Linked DNA regions of Homo sapiens: region 2 is linked to region 1. A link is an interaction called in ENCODE POLR2A ChIA-PET data of the cell type or tissue named here. Cell type or tissue: IMR-90. All regions are shown on one strand. Each heading gives the region's core, and the rest is flanking DNA. Links, peaks and the distances in the headings are about the cores only.

Region 1 (6,891 bases), core at 1,074-6,073:
AATTCTATGATAGGAAAGAGATAAAAGAGTTTAACAGCTTGGGGGTACAATGAAGGAAGACCTAACTCTTGCCTCATGGGCCCAGTCCTTGCAGAGATGACTTGGTAGCTGACTTACTGCAGTGGGAGTTCAGAAGACAAGAATAGGAGGAAGCATGACAAGCACAGGAAACAGCACGTTCAGGCTCTGAGGTGTGAAAGAGCATCTGCTATTCAGGGGAACTCCAGGTGGGGGGTTGATGTACATAGAATAGGGAAAGGCATTCTAAGCAGGGTCATAAGAAGGCCCTGGTGGCCGGGCATGGTGGCTCACACCTGTAATCCCAGCACTTTGGGAGGCCGAGGCAGGCGGATCACGAGGTCAGGAGATCGAGACCATCTTGGCTAACACAGTGAAACCCCGTTTCTACTAAAAATACAAAAAATTAGCCAGGCGTGGTGGCGGGTGCCTGCAGTCCCAGCTACTCAGGAGGCTGAGGCAGGAGAATGGCGTGAACCTGGGAGGCAGAGCTTGCAGTGAGCTGAGATCGTGCCACTGCACTCCAGCCTGGGTGACAGAGCGAGACTCTGTCTCAAAAAAAAATAAAATAAAATAAAATAAGAAGGCCCTGGTAGAGCTGTGGTCCTCAGAACTTAGTGGGCATCAAAATCAATTAAGGGCCTGAGTTCCACTCCCTAAGACGCTAAATGAGTAAATTTGGACTGAAGCATTTATAGCAGGTATTTATAACAGGGTGCTCAGAGATTCTGATGCAAATTGTCCATGAACTGAGCTTTAAGATTTTTTTTTTTTAAGACAGGATCTTGCTCTGTTGCTCAGGCTGGAGTGTGGTAGTGCAATCAAAGTTCATTGCAGCTTTGAACTCCTGGGCTCAAGAGATCCTCTCACCTTGGCCTCCCAAAATGCTAGTATTATAGGTGTGAGTCACTGCATGCAGGGAGAATCATTCTTTGATATAGAACTTGAGTATAACCTTTCTCTGGGACTTTCTCACTAAAGGGAGTAATGGCACATAGTTTCTTTTTTAAAAATCAATAAATGAAATATTTAAATAGTAAAAGGGATGAGTTTGGGAGTTCCTAGGTGTGTATCCAAAGGCATGTGAAGCAGCTAGTGGCTCATGAGAGGCGGACATTACAGTTTGCTGTGGTGGTTTAAACACAGTGACACTTTTTTTTTTTTTTGAGACCGAGTCTCTCTCTCTCACCCAGGCTGGGGTGCAGTGTCTCAATCTCGGCTCACTGCAACCTCCACCTCCTGGGTTCAAGCAATTCACCTGCCTCAGCCTCCCAAGTAGCTGGGATTACAGGTGCCTGCCACCATGCCTGGCTAATTTTTTTGTATTTTTAGTAGAGATAGGAATTGATCATGTTAGCCAGGCTGGTTTCCAACTCCTCACCTCAAGTGATCCTCCCACCTCGACCTCCCAAAGTGCTAGGATTACAGGCGTGAGCCACCGCGCCTGGCCCCACAGTGATGCATTTCAACATTGCTAGCTGTGTGATCTTAGACAAGTTTTTTAACTTGTCAGTGCCTCAGTTTCTTCACCTATAAAATGGAGATTGTAGCTTCTAATTCATAGGATCGTCAGAATTCAAAGTATTACTGTTTCAAGTACATAGAACAGTGCTATAACACAATTGTTATAGTAATATTAGTTTTTATCATTACTCAACAAGTCCATAACTTGCATTCATCTCATCAAAATTCTTGCAAAGCATGTCAAAATGGCTGTACTTCAAAAATCAACATCGGTTGGGCACAGTGGCTCATGCCTGTAATCCCAGCACTTGGGGACGCTGAGGCGGGCGGATCACGTGAGGTCAGGAGTTCAAGACAAGCCTGGCCAACATGGGGAAACCCTGTCTCTACTAAAAATATAAAAATTAGCCGGGTGCGTTGGCAGGCGCCTGTAATCCCAGCTACTCGGGAGGCTGAGGCAGGAGACTCACTTGAGCCCGGGAGGCGGAGGTTGCAGTGAGCCAAGATCGTGCCATTGCGCTCCAGCCTGGGTGACAGAGCAAGACTCTCTGTCTCAAAAAAAAAAAAAAAAAAAAGTTAAAACAGGCAAATACAGTCATAATTTTATCTTGATTGGTGTTAATTCATTTTTTTCTCATATCCCCACTCAGAAATGACAATATTATTTTTGTTATTTAATTTCCAAGAGGATCAGATGTACAAAATGTTTGGGAAACCCACTGTAGATAGCTGATAGGAGCTTCTGAGAATACAAAGCAAGGTTTCTTGTTATCAGATTGTGCAGGGGCTCTGGGCCTAAGACAGCCCTGCTGATAGCCCATGTTAGAAACTAGGAGCCGCTCACTCTACAAATGTTTAACTCATGTTTTTTTTGTTCATCTTTATGGTTCTCTTATATTCATAACATTATCCCTGTCATTTTCTACCACGTGTTCATCAAGGTTAATAAAATGTATAGGAAATTGAAAGAGTGCCAAGAAGGATTCCATCAGACTCTGCAATTCCATATAGAAAATAAGCTCGAACTCCAGGATTAAAAGAAATAGAACACTGAAAATGAATCACAGCTTCAGGAGAACTTGAGAAACAAAAATAAATATTCACCGTTTTCTGTCCAATTGTGTTTAATTTTTCACAGGATTTTTTGGCCCTGGCAATTTGAGTTTTTTGCAGGCCTGGGTTAAGTTTTGCTTAGCTTGTTAATATGTGCAGCAGTTCAAGAAGGTAAAGCAAGAAAATGAATGGGCCATTTACTCTAGTGATGTGGAACGTGAATGGAATCAAATGCACATTTGGTGAAAAGAATGTGTACAAATCTAATAATTTGTCAGAAGTTTTTGTAGCTAATGTAATTGGAGGAAAATGTTTCCATGTGTGATTGATAGATTTGTTCTTTTTATAACATGAACAAGTTAAAGCCAGTTAACACTACCTACACAAGAAATGACAACACCATATGAATAATAAAATTCCAGTTATCTATTTATAAGGGAATATACTTAAATTTTTATTTCCTAAACTTTGCCCGTTTGTCATGCATCATATATTGCAGTGGTTTTGGGTTCTGTAATAAGCCAATGTTAAACATCCATAGTTTTAAAAAAGCAGCTGTGGTATGAATGAAAGAACACTGAACTAGCTTCACCACTAGTACTTCTACCACAAACCAAATGCCCAACTTTGAGCAAGTTTATTTTTCCTCACCTGCAAAAGGGGAATATGAAACCTATTGCATAGGGTTGCTTTGATAATTAATTGAGGTATTACATAAAATAACTGGGTACATAGTAGGCACTCAATAAATTTCTTAGGAAATTATTTTACCCATACCCATGTTCAGTTTTGTTATCTGTTAGATGGACTAATAATACTGCCTTAGAGATTTGTTGCATGAATCAAATTAGATAATCGCAGGACACGGTGGCACAGGACACGGTGGCTCAGGCCTATAATCCCAGCTCTTTGGGAGGCCAAGGCAGGAGTATCGCTTATGCCCAGGAGTTTGAGACTAGCCTGGGCAACATAGGACAACCCCATATCTACAAAAAACACAAAAATTAGCCGGGAGTAGTGGCATGTGCCTGTAGTCCCAGCTACTCGAGAGGCTAAGCCCAGGAGGCCAAGGCTGCAAGTGAGCCATGATCGTGCCACTGCACTCCAGCCTGGGTGACAGCACAAGACTCTGTCTCAAAAAAAAAAAAAAAAAATTAGATAATTATGTGGATAATAAATTGAAAGAATCCTAAATAAAATAATGGTATTTAATTTTGGTTGGCATATTTGTTTTTAAAATTTTGACTGTGGTTACACAGGAAATCAATAGAACAGAAAAAAAGATCCCTTTATTTTCTTCTCTGGCCTATGTTACTATTAACCTTGAACACAGATGGCCTTTATCACTCTTTCAAAGAAAGCCTACCAGAAAGGTTTCACTCTTTGCATCTGTATTGCTTGGTGTCAGAGATAGTGTAATGATAAGCATCAACTTGTAGGTATAACTTTTGTGGCTAGCACCCTTGTCCAGACCACACTAAGGACTAAGAAGATCCACTTTGGAACCTGTTTATTTAAGCACTGACAAATAGTAGTATATCAAACAATTCACATCTTGTTAAGTACCTAGCTTTGTGAAAGACAGCTGACTAATAATCCCTTTGAACATCAAAAGCAAAGTTGTACATTGTCTCTTTCAATAGTTGCTGCTGTAATTAGGTTAACAATTTTTATTCTAATTAATTTTTTAAAATGTTATTGTCATTATCTCAACATGTGGGAATTTTTAAAAAGCACATTGTGAAATTACTGCAAGAAAAAAGTCTCTTAAGGTAATTTCTAATCATTCTATTAATAAATATTAAGTACATACTTTGTTTTATACAATAGGTCTGTCTGAAAAGTTTTATCTCAATCTAATAATGATGTATTTCATTTGTAAAATGCATTAGAGAAACTCTTTTTTTTTTTTGAGATGGAGTCTTGCTCTGTCACCCAGGCTGGAGGGCAGTGGCCCGATCTCGGCTCACTGCAAGCTCCGCCTCCCGGGCTCACGCCATTCTCCCGCCTCAGCCTCCCGACTAGCTGGGACTACAGGCGCCCGCCACCACGCCCGGCTAATTTTTTGTATTTTTAGTAGAGACGGGGTTTCACCATGTTAGCCAGGATGGTCTCCATCTCCTGACCTCATGATCCGCCTGCCCAGGCCTCCCACACTGCTAGGATTACAGGCGTGAGCCACCGCTCCAGGCCTAGAGAAACTCTATTTAAAGGAATCTTCAAGACTCCATGTTAGATATTATAACTCGTATTATCCTGTGCTTTTGCTACTTAAATTATTATTTTCATGACTAAATTCTGTCATGATTAGCATCCTATGGAAGGATGGTTAATAAATTATATTAAGGTATTGTTAATATTTCACTAATGGATAAAAACATTTCTCAAGATCTTAACTACAAATAATTTTTCATCTAAGTACTTTGGAAAAATTTAGACATTGATGCATGGTTTGTTTTTTTTCTTCCAGCTTTCCAAACATGTGGCCTAAATTTTACCCTCAGAATAACTTTTGACTTCAGTAAGAGTTATAAACTATCGTCTGGGAGAAGCATTTGGCTCCTACTTTTCTCAAGCCTAAAGTTCTCCAGAAATGTTCTTATGAAATGCAAATCTGATTTTCATCAGCAGTTTTACCTACGTAGCATCATATTTTCCTTCACCAGCAAACACTGAGTATTTTATTTTTAAATAGCATAGCTATATCTGTATTTGCATGATACTTTCCAACTTTCCGAAATAAGCAATGAAACACAGAATCTAGGCAAAAGAAAAAAAGATAATTTAAGAACTGAAAAATAACTTCTGAAAAACAGAGCACATACAGAAGTATTTAGTTTTATGCAATAGAGGGTTTTCAAAAGGTTGTATGCCTGTCTAACATGCAACAGCTTTCTAGTTAAAGGGATGCTGTGATGTATAATTTCCACAGTGACGGTAACTATGAGTCTGCACTGTCTCAAGCCCTCTCACAGACATCAATCATCTCAGTCAGTCCTCAGGACAATGCTGACAGTTGGTAATTTTATTCCTGTTTTTACAGATGTGCCTCGGAGGGTATGATTTACACAAGTCATACTCCTAGAAGTGGGATTTACGATTGTTAGTGAGTTCTTTATTTTTTTGGCTATAACAATTTAAATTATTTTTATTATTATAAACTGATAGAGAATATTTTATGTGAAGTACCCAGAGTATCAAATTATAATTTTAATAAACTATTTAAAGTTACAAAAATGATTTACGAAAGTATAAAATGATGAGAAATGCAACAAGATTTATTTTAAAATATATTTTAAATAGTTAATATATTTAATTTTTAAAAAATCCTACAAACAAGTAACAGTGAGTGGCTGAAAATGGGTGACCAAGACAGGGGCTACTGAATTTTAACCCATTTGAATTTTCTGACACATTTATTAATTAAAAAATAATTCTCAGCCGGGCACAGTGACTCATGCCTGTAATCCCAGCACTTTGGGAGGCTGAAGCGGGTGGATCAGGAGGTTAGGAGATTGAGACTATCCTGGCTAACAGGATGAAACCCCGCCTCTACTAAAAATACAAAAAATTGGCCGGGCATGGTGGCGGACACCTGTAGTCCCAGCTACTCGGGAGGCTGAGGCAGGAGAATGGCATGAACCTGGGAGGTGGAGGTTGCAGTGAGCGGAGATCGCGCCATTGCACTCCAGCCTGGGCATCAGAGTGACTTTGTCTCAAATAATAATAATAATAATAATAATAATAATTCTCCAAATAAATGATAAGAAAACTACAGACCAATACCTCTTATAATATTGACACAAAATCCTCAATAAAATACTGGCAAACGCTCGACAAACTAGAAATGGAAGGGAACTTTCTCAACCTGATAAAAGTCATCCATAGGAAACCTGCAGCCAACATCGTAAGAATGAAACAAGAATTTCCACTCTCACCAATTCTATTCAACATGGTATTGAAGGTTCTAGCCAGGACAATTAGGCAAGATAATGAAGTAAAAGACATCAGATTGGAAAGAAGGAAGTAAAAGTGTCTGTATCTTCAGATGACATGATCTTGTATATTGACATGATCTTAGGCATAGAAAATTTTAAGAACTCGCCCAGGTGCGGTGGCTTACATCTGTAATCCCAGCACTTTGGGAGGCTAGGTGGGTGGATCACCTGAGCTCAGGAGTTCGAGACCAGCCTGGCTAAAATGGTGAAACCCCATCTGTACTAAAAATATTAAAAAAAAAATTAGCCAAGGGCAGTGGCACACGCCTGTAGTCCCAGCTACTTGGGAGGCTGAGGCAGGTGAATCACTTGAACCCAGGAGGCGGAGGTTGCAGTGAGCTGAGATCATGCCATTGCA
Region 2 (6,891 bases), core at 857-5,856, 60 kb after region 1:
GTCTGAAAATTCTGTGTTGAATTACCTGCTAAGTTAATGTTTTCCAGACTCGAGCAACGTATGCAACTCTTAAATGTTAAGATTTATTATTGATTTAAGTCAGTTTTCAAAGAATGTGGCTTTTCTTCTCTCTCTCTCTTTGAGTCAGCGGTCTCCCTCTGTCACTTGGGTTGGAATGCAATGACACAATCCTGGCTCTCTGCACCCTTGACCTCTGAGGCTCAGGCGATTCTCCTGCCTCAGCCTTCTGAGAGCTGTGACCACAGGTGCGTGCCACCACACCCAGCAAATTTTTGTAGAGACATGGTTTTGCCATGTTGCCCAAACTGGTCTCGAACTCCTGGGCTCCAGTAATCTGTCCACCTCGGCCTCCCAAAGTGCTGGGACTACATGCATGACCCACTGCACCCAGTCAAAGAATGTGACTTTAAAAAGTCACATAAAACATAAACTAGCATGTGACTTTAAAAAGTCACACAAATCTAGTTATTGGTGGGAGGGCGGTGGATGATGAGAAATTACTTAATGGGTACAAAATGTACATCATTCAGATGATGGATACACTAAAAGCTCAAACTTCATGCCGACATACTATATCCATCCATGCAATAAAATTGCCCTTGTACCCTTAAATTAAAAAAAAAAAACTAGTTAAAACTTGTTATAGTTTTTACATATGCAATGATAGAACCCAAAACAAGTTTAAAAATGACATTCAAACAAAGCTATTAGAACATATTAAAATTTTGGTGTTCACATCATTATAGTCTTTCTGAAAGTCAGTCGATAGCCCCGTTGTGAGAACGTTATTGACTTTTCCATTGCGGCTGAGTCTTTTTTATTCTCCTCCTCTTCTTTTTTTTTTTTTTTTTTTTTTTTTGAGACGGAGTCTCGCTCTGTCACCCAGGCTGGAGGGCAACGGCACAATCTTGGCTCACTGCAACCTCCACCTCCCAGATTCAAGCAATTCTCCTGCCTCAGCCTCCCAAGTAGCTGGGAATACAGGCATCTGCCACCACATCTGGCTAATTTTAGTATTTTTAGTAGAGATGGGGTTTCACCATGTTAGCCAGGATTTTTTTTTTTTTTTTTTTTTGAGAAAGAGTCTTACTCTGTTGCTCATGTGCAGTGGCATGATTTCCGCTCTCATTGCAACCTCCACCTCCCATGTTCAAGCAATTCTCATGCCTTAGCCTCCTGAGGTAGCTGGGATTACAGGAGCACAACACCACACTGGCTAATTTTTGTAATTTTAGTAGACACAGGGTTTCACCATGTTGGCCAGGCTGGTCTTGAACTCCTGGCCTCAAGTGATCCACCTGCCTCGGCCTCCCATGGGGCTGGGATTACAGGTGTGAGCCACTGCACCCTGCCTGGAGTCTTTTTATTTGGCTTTTTGCTACTGTGCTGGTCCAGTTTTGCTACCACTTTTATCTACTTAAAAATCTTCATTCCATGGTGCACATGATGTCATCTGGTGTGAAATTTTGGCAAACTTATTAGGTTTGCCACTACTCTTTGTTTGTTACCCTTTGACTTGGGACAGTTGCAATAATAAACACAACAGCACATAGGGACACCAACATTGGTTGGTAATATTTGGTTAGAAGCTGGTCATGTAGACGATCCAGACAATCCTTACAATCATATTTTAGATATCTCAAAAATGAAAGCACACAATTTTACATTGTAAAGGAAATTTGTAGATCCACAACACTACGTCTACCCTAGGTGTCCTCAAACTCCACTTTAAGAAATGCGTTTACATCATATAGTCCCAGACTCAGGAAGGATAAAGTTTACTTCCACAGAATATAATACTCACATCACACGATGGAATACAAAGCAATTGGCTGAAAGAATGAGGTAGCTCTATTTATACTGACTTGAAAAGATGTCCACAGTGTATTAAGTGACCAAAGCAATACATCAGAATTGAAAACAGGGACCCAAACAGACACTTGCACACCAATGTTCATAGTTATTATTTACAATAACCCAAAGGTAGAAACAACCTAAGTGTCTATCAACACATGAATGGGTAAACCAAATGTAGTATATACAGACAATGAAATATTATTTAAAAAGGAATGGAATGCCAGGTGCGGTGGCTCACATCTGTGTCCCAGCACTTTGGGAAGCCAAGGTGGGTGGATCACCTGAGGTCAGGAGTTTGACACCAGCCTGGCCAACATGGCGAAACCCCATGGTCTACTAAAAATACAAAAATTAGCCGGGCATGGTGGCACACACCTGTAATCCCTGCTACTTGGGAGGCTGAGGCAGGAGAATCACTTGAATCTAGGAGAAGGAGGTTACAGTAAGCCGAGACCACGCTACTGTACTACAGCCTGGGTGACAGAGTGAGACTCCATTTCAAAAAAAAAAAAAAAAAAAAAGGAATGGAGTCTGATCTATGCTACAACATGTATGAGCCTTGAAAACATTAGGCTAAGTGAAATAAGCCAGAGACAAAAGGGCAAATGTTGTATGATTCTACCTTCATGAGGGATTGAGACAAGGCAAACTCATAGGGGCAGAAAGTAGAATAGATATTACTAGAAGTTCGGGGATGGGGAGAATGAGGAAGTATTGCTTAATGGGTACAGAGTTTCTATTTGGAATGATGAAAAAGTTCGGAAGGCCAGGCGCGGTGGCTCACACCTGTAATCCCAGCACTTTGGGAGGCCGTGGCGGGGGGACCACCTGAGGTCAGGAGTTCGAGACCAGGCTGACCAACATGGAGAAACCCCGTCTCTACTAAAAATACAAAAATTAGCCAGGCATGGTGGCAGATGCCTGTAATCCCAGCTACTCGGGAGGCTGAGGCAGGAGAATCGCTTGAACCTGGGAAGCAGAGGTTGTGGTGAGCCAAGATCATGCCATTGCATCCAGCCTGGGCTGGAGCAAAACTCCATCTCAAAAAAAAAAAAAAAGAAAAAAAAAAAGAGAAAGTTCTGAAAATAGTAGTGATGTTTGCACAACAATGTGAGTTGTACACTTAAAAAGTTACTAGGTTGGTGCAGCAAAAGTAATTGTGGTTTTTGCCATTACTTTTTGTGTGTGTGTGACAGAGTCGCACTCTGTCACCCAGGCTGGAGTGCAGTGGCGGGATCTCGGCTCACTGCAATCTCTGCCTCCCAGGTTCAAGAGATTCTCGTGCCCCAGCCTCCCAAGTAGCTGGGATTACAGGCACCCACCACCATGCCCGGCTAATTTTTTGCATTTTTAGTAGAGACAGGGTTTCACCATGTTGGCCAGGCTGGTCTTGAACTTCTGACCTGAAGTGATCTGCCTGCCTCAGCCTCATAAAGTGCTGGGATTACAGGTGTAAGCCACCATACCCGGCTGACCCCATCTCTTAATACTATAATATTGGAGATTAGGTTCTAACATAAACATTTTGAGGGAACACAGACATTCAGACCATAGCATATAAAGTAATAATTTATGGAGCTGTGTGTTTCATAAATTATTTATATACTTTGCTGTATGCACGTTATAATTCAATAAAATGCTTACTTAAGAGACTTCTTAAAAAAGTCATCTGTTTTGGTATTAGACTTTGCCCGCTTTTGCTTTCGAGATGCTATCACTTCTCTTTCTTCTTTTCTATTCATTCAACAAATAGTTATTGTATACCAACTGTATACAAGGCACTGTGCTAGGCAAAAGACTACTACTACACCTGTAGGAAGATGACAATTCATATTTTGAAACCTTGAAAAACTGTCTCTAGGAGTTGATTATCAAGACTTTCTATTAGTCTGTAAGATTCTTTCCTATCAGAGCTTCATATTCCCTCTTTGGCTTCTGCATAAAACTGTTTTGACATAATGGTTACCTCCCAGCTGGTGTTTTTGGCTTTTGCCCAAGAAAATCCTGCTTGCTGATCTCTAGTCTCTTGTTCTCCTCAGCTGTTTCTAATATTTGAACTCTTAATCTGACATCTTGGATATATCAGATTCTTACTGACTCCTCTCTCCCATCACTTCCTTAAAAAATTTATGGAATTAAAAATTCCACAAGTCCCTATTACTAGCCTGTGGAGATTCAGATTTATTCTGCTCTTAGGGAATTATTCACTGTTATATAGTCTAACTATAATTATTGTATCCTAAAGGGATATAGTTTATTTTCCCTTTTTTGTATTAAAATTTGTACTGGCTACAAAATGTTCAAGAGCAAATACTCTTGACTTCAACAACAGGTAAACAAATATCACCACAATTATTCTGCATTATTTGGGAGGTTCTAATACACAATAAGACAAGAAAAGCAAATGAGAACTTCACATATTTAAAAAGGAATTATTTTTATTTATATACAATATGATTGTATGCCTAGAAATTCCAAATGAGTCAGTTAAAAATATGAAACCAAGAGATAATTGGCAGAATGACTGGGTATATTTTATTGATTGATTGATTGATTTTTGAGATGGAATCTTGCTCTGTTACCCAGAGTGGAGGGCAATGGCATGGTCTCGGCTCATTGCAACCTCCACCTCCCAGGTTCAAGCGATTCTCCTGCCTCACCCTCCTGAATAGTTAGGACTACAGGTGTGTGCCACCACACCTGGCTAATTTTTGTATTTTTAGTAGAGACAGGGTTTCACTATGTTGGCCAGGCTGGTCTCAAACTCCAGACCTCATGATGCCCCGCCTCAGCTTCCCAAAGTGCTGGGATTATAGGAGTTAGCCACCATGCCTCGCCTTTATTTATTTATTTTAAAATTTTAGATTCACAGCGTACATGTACAGGTTTGTTACATGAATATATTGTGTGATGCTGAGGATCGGGCTTCTGTTGAATCCATCACCCAAATAGTGATCATAGTACCCAAATAGGTAGTTTCCCAACTATTGCACTCCTTCCTCTCTACTCCTTGGAATTTCCAGTGTCTACTGTTTCTATAAAATAAATATTTTAAAATATCAGTAACTTGTCTTTATATTAGTAATAGTGAATTATACATAGAAATTACAAAGTAAATTCTTTAAAAATAGTATTATGAAGGCTGGGTACGGTGGCTCATGCCTGTAATCCCAGCACTTTGGGAGGCTGAGGCGGGTGGATCACCTGAGGTTGGGAGTTCGAGACCAGCCTGACCAAGGTGGAGAAACCCCGCCTCTACTAAAAATACCAAATTAGCCGGACGCGGTGGCGCATGCCTGTAATCCTAGCTACTCGGGAGGCCGAGGCAGGAGAATCACTTGAACCCAGGAAGCGGAGGTTGTAGTGAGCCAAGATCGTGACATTGCACTTCAGCCTGGGCAACAAGAGCGAAACTCCGTCCCCCTCCACCCAAAAAAAAAAGTATTATGAAAAAATTTAACAAGAAAATATTGGAATCTATATGAAGAAAGCAATACTATTTTATTGAAGAAAATAAAGCCTACCATGAATAAATGGAGACACATACCCAAATCATAGATTGGAAAATTATCATTAAAATAAAATTCTTTATAAGTTAATTTAAAAGTGTTATTAAATCCAGTCAAAATTCTATCAATAATCCAGTAATAAAAAAATGAAAAAAATAAACTTTCAAAAGTGTCAAGAAAATGTTGAACAAGAATAATAAAGGATAATTTGCTGCACCACAAAAAAGTACTATAAAGTGACTGCAATAAAAATAGTATATTAATTGCTTGAGCCTGGGAGATTGAGGCTGCAGTGAGCCATGATTGCACCACTGCATTCCTGCCTGGGTGAGAGGGAGACCCTGTCTCAAAAAAAAAAAAAAAAAAAGCGTATTATGTTCCATAGATAATAGATAATACTTCTATAGTTCTAGAAACTACTCTTCTATGAATGAGAAGCTTATAAATAAGGCACACCTGAGTACAGTAGTGGTGCGCGGCCCCTCAGCAAGATAAGATCTCATTGATTTCAGCTGCCCTGAGCTGTTCCATTTTTTTCCCTCCATTTAGTCAGGGGGTCAGGCAACAGACTTAAAGCAGGCACTAGACTAGGCTATAGAGAGAGAACTGTGCAAAAGAATTTGTTACTGCTTTTAGAGAGTTTTAAGTCCAGTGGGAGAACCTGATAGTTACAGTAGTGAATAATAGCATATTTGCTGGTGGCAGGCTTGCTTCTCCCCAGTTTCATGGATTTATCTGAGCTTACAATCTGACAGGTTATGTTTATAATCCCTTGGTTAATGTCAGTGGCATTTTCCCAAAGAGCCAAGCTGATACAATTCCCAGAAAAGTAAAATTAATATAATTGCAGCTGAAAAATGGAATGTGAATTATATCTTCTTAGGACAGTGACTTTCAAACTTTTTGGTTTTAGGACCCTTACATTCTTAAATGTTATGGGGATCAATATACCAAAGTCAAATTTCTAGTGATGAAAAATCTGAAAATGAAATTTAAAAAGACAATTCTATTTATGACAGCATCAAAAAGAATAAACTACTTCGGAATAAATTTAACAAAAACAGTGCAAGTCCTAAACACCAGAAACTATGAAACATCATTGAAATAAATTAAAGAAGACCTAAATAAATGGAAAGACATCCCATGTTCACAGATTGGAAGACTTACTACAATTAAGATGATAATAGTTCCCAAATTGATCCACAGACTCAAAACAATGCCTATCAAAATGGCTGCTGGTTTCTTTGCAGAAATTGAAAAGCAGATCCTAAAGTTCATGTGGGAATGAAAGGGGCTCAGAATAACTATAACAATCTTTTAAAGAAGAACAAGTTTGGAGACTTACCCTTTCCCATTTCAAAACTTATTACAAAGCTACAGTAATCAAAATTGTGTGGCATAGGCATTAAGACAGACATATAGAGTGAAAGAATTGAATTTAGAGTCCAGAAATAAGCCTAGATATGTACAGTTGATTGATTTTCAACAAGGGTACCAAGATAAT

Evidence for each region. Peaks named below come from ENCODE experiments on the same cell type or tissue, not always from the same donor. Only the 100,000 strongest peaks of a DNase experiment are listed, where the experiment ranks them.
Region 2: POLR2A ChIA-PET joins it to region 1 with 6 read pairs; 9 of 35 experiments call an interaction of 5 or more read pairs at or near these places.

Annotation. Positions count from the first base shown.
Region 1 is chr4:26,305,832-26,312,722 of GRCh38, reverse strand. It overlaps a transcript of RBPJ not described here. Among named protein-coding and RNA genes, the nearest start is that of RBPJ, 12 kb to the left of the region's middle. RefSeq lists an enhancer at 80-269. In IMR-90, for the core only: no CTCF peak of the experiment used is centred there; no DNase peak of the experiment used is centred there.
Region 2 is chr4:26,245,837-26,252,727 of GRCh38, reverse strand. The region is part of intron 1 of LOC124900690 (a long non-coding RNA gene); the gene reads left to right. It also overlaps a transcript of RBPJ not described here. Among named protein-coding and RNA genes, the nearest start is that of RBPJ, 72 kb to the left of the region's middle. In IMR-90, for the core only: no CTCF peak of the experiment used is centred there; a DNase peak (open chromatin) is centred at 3,877.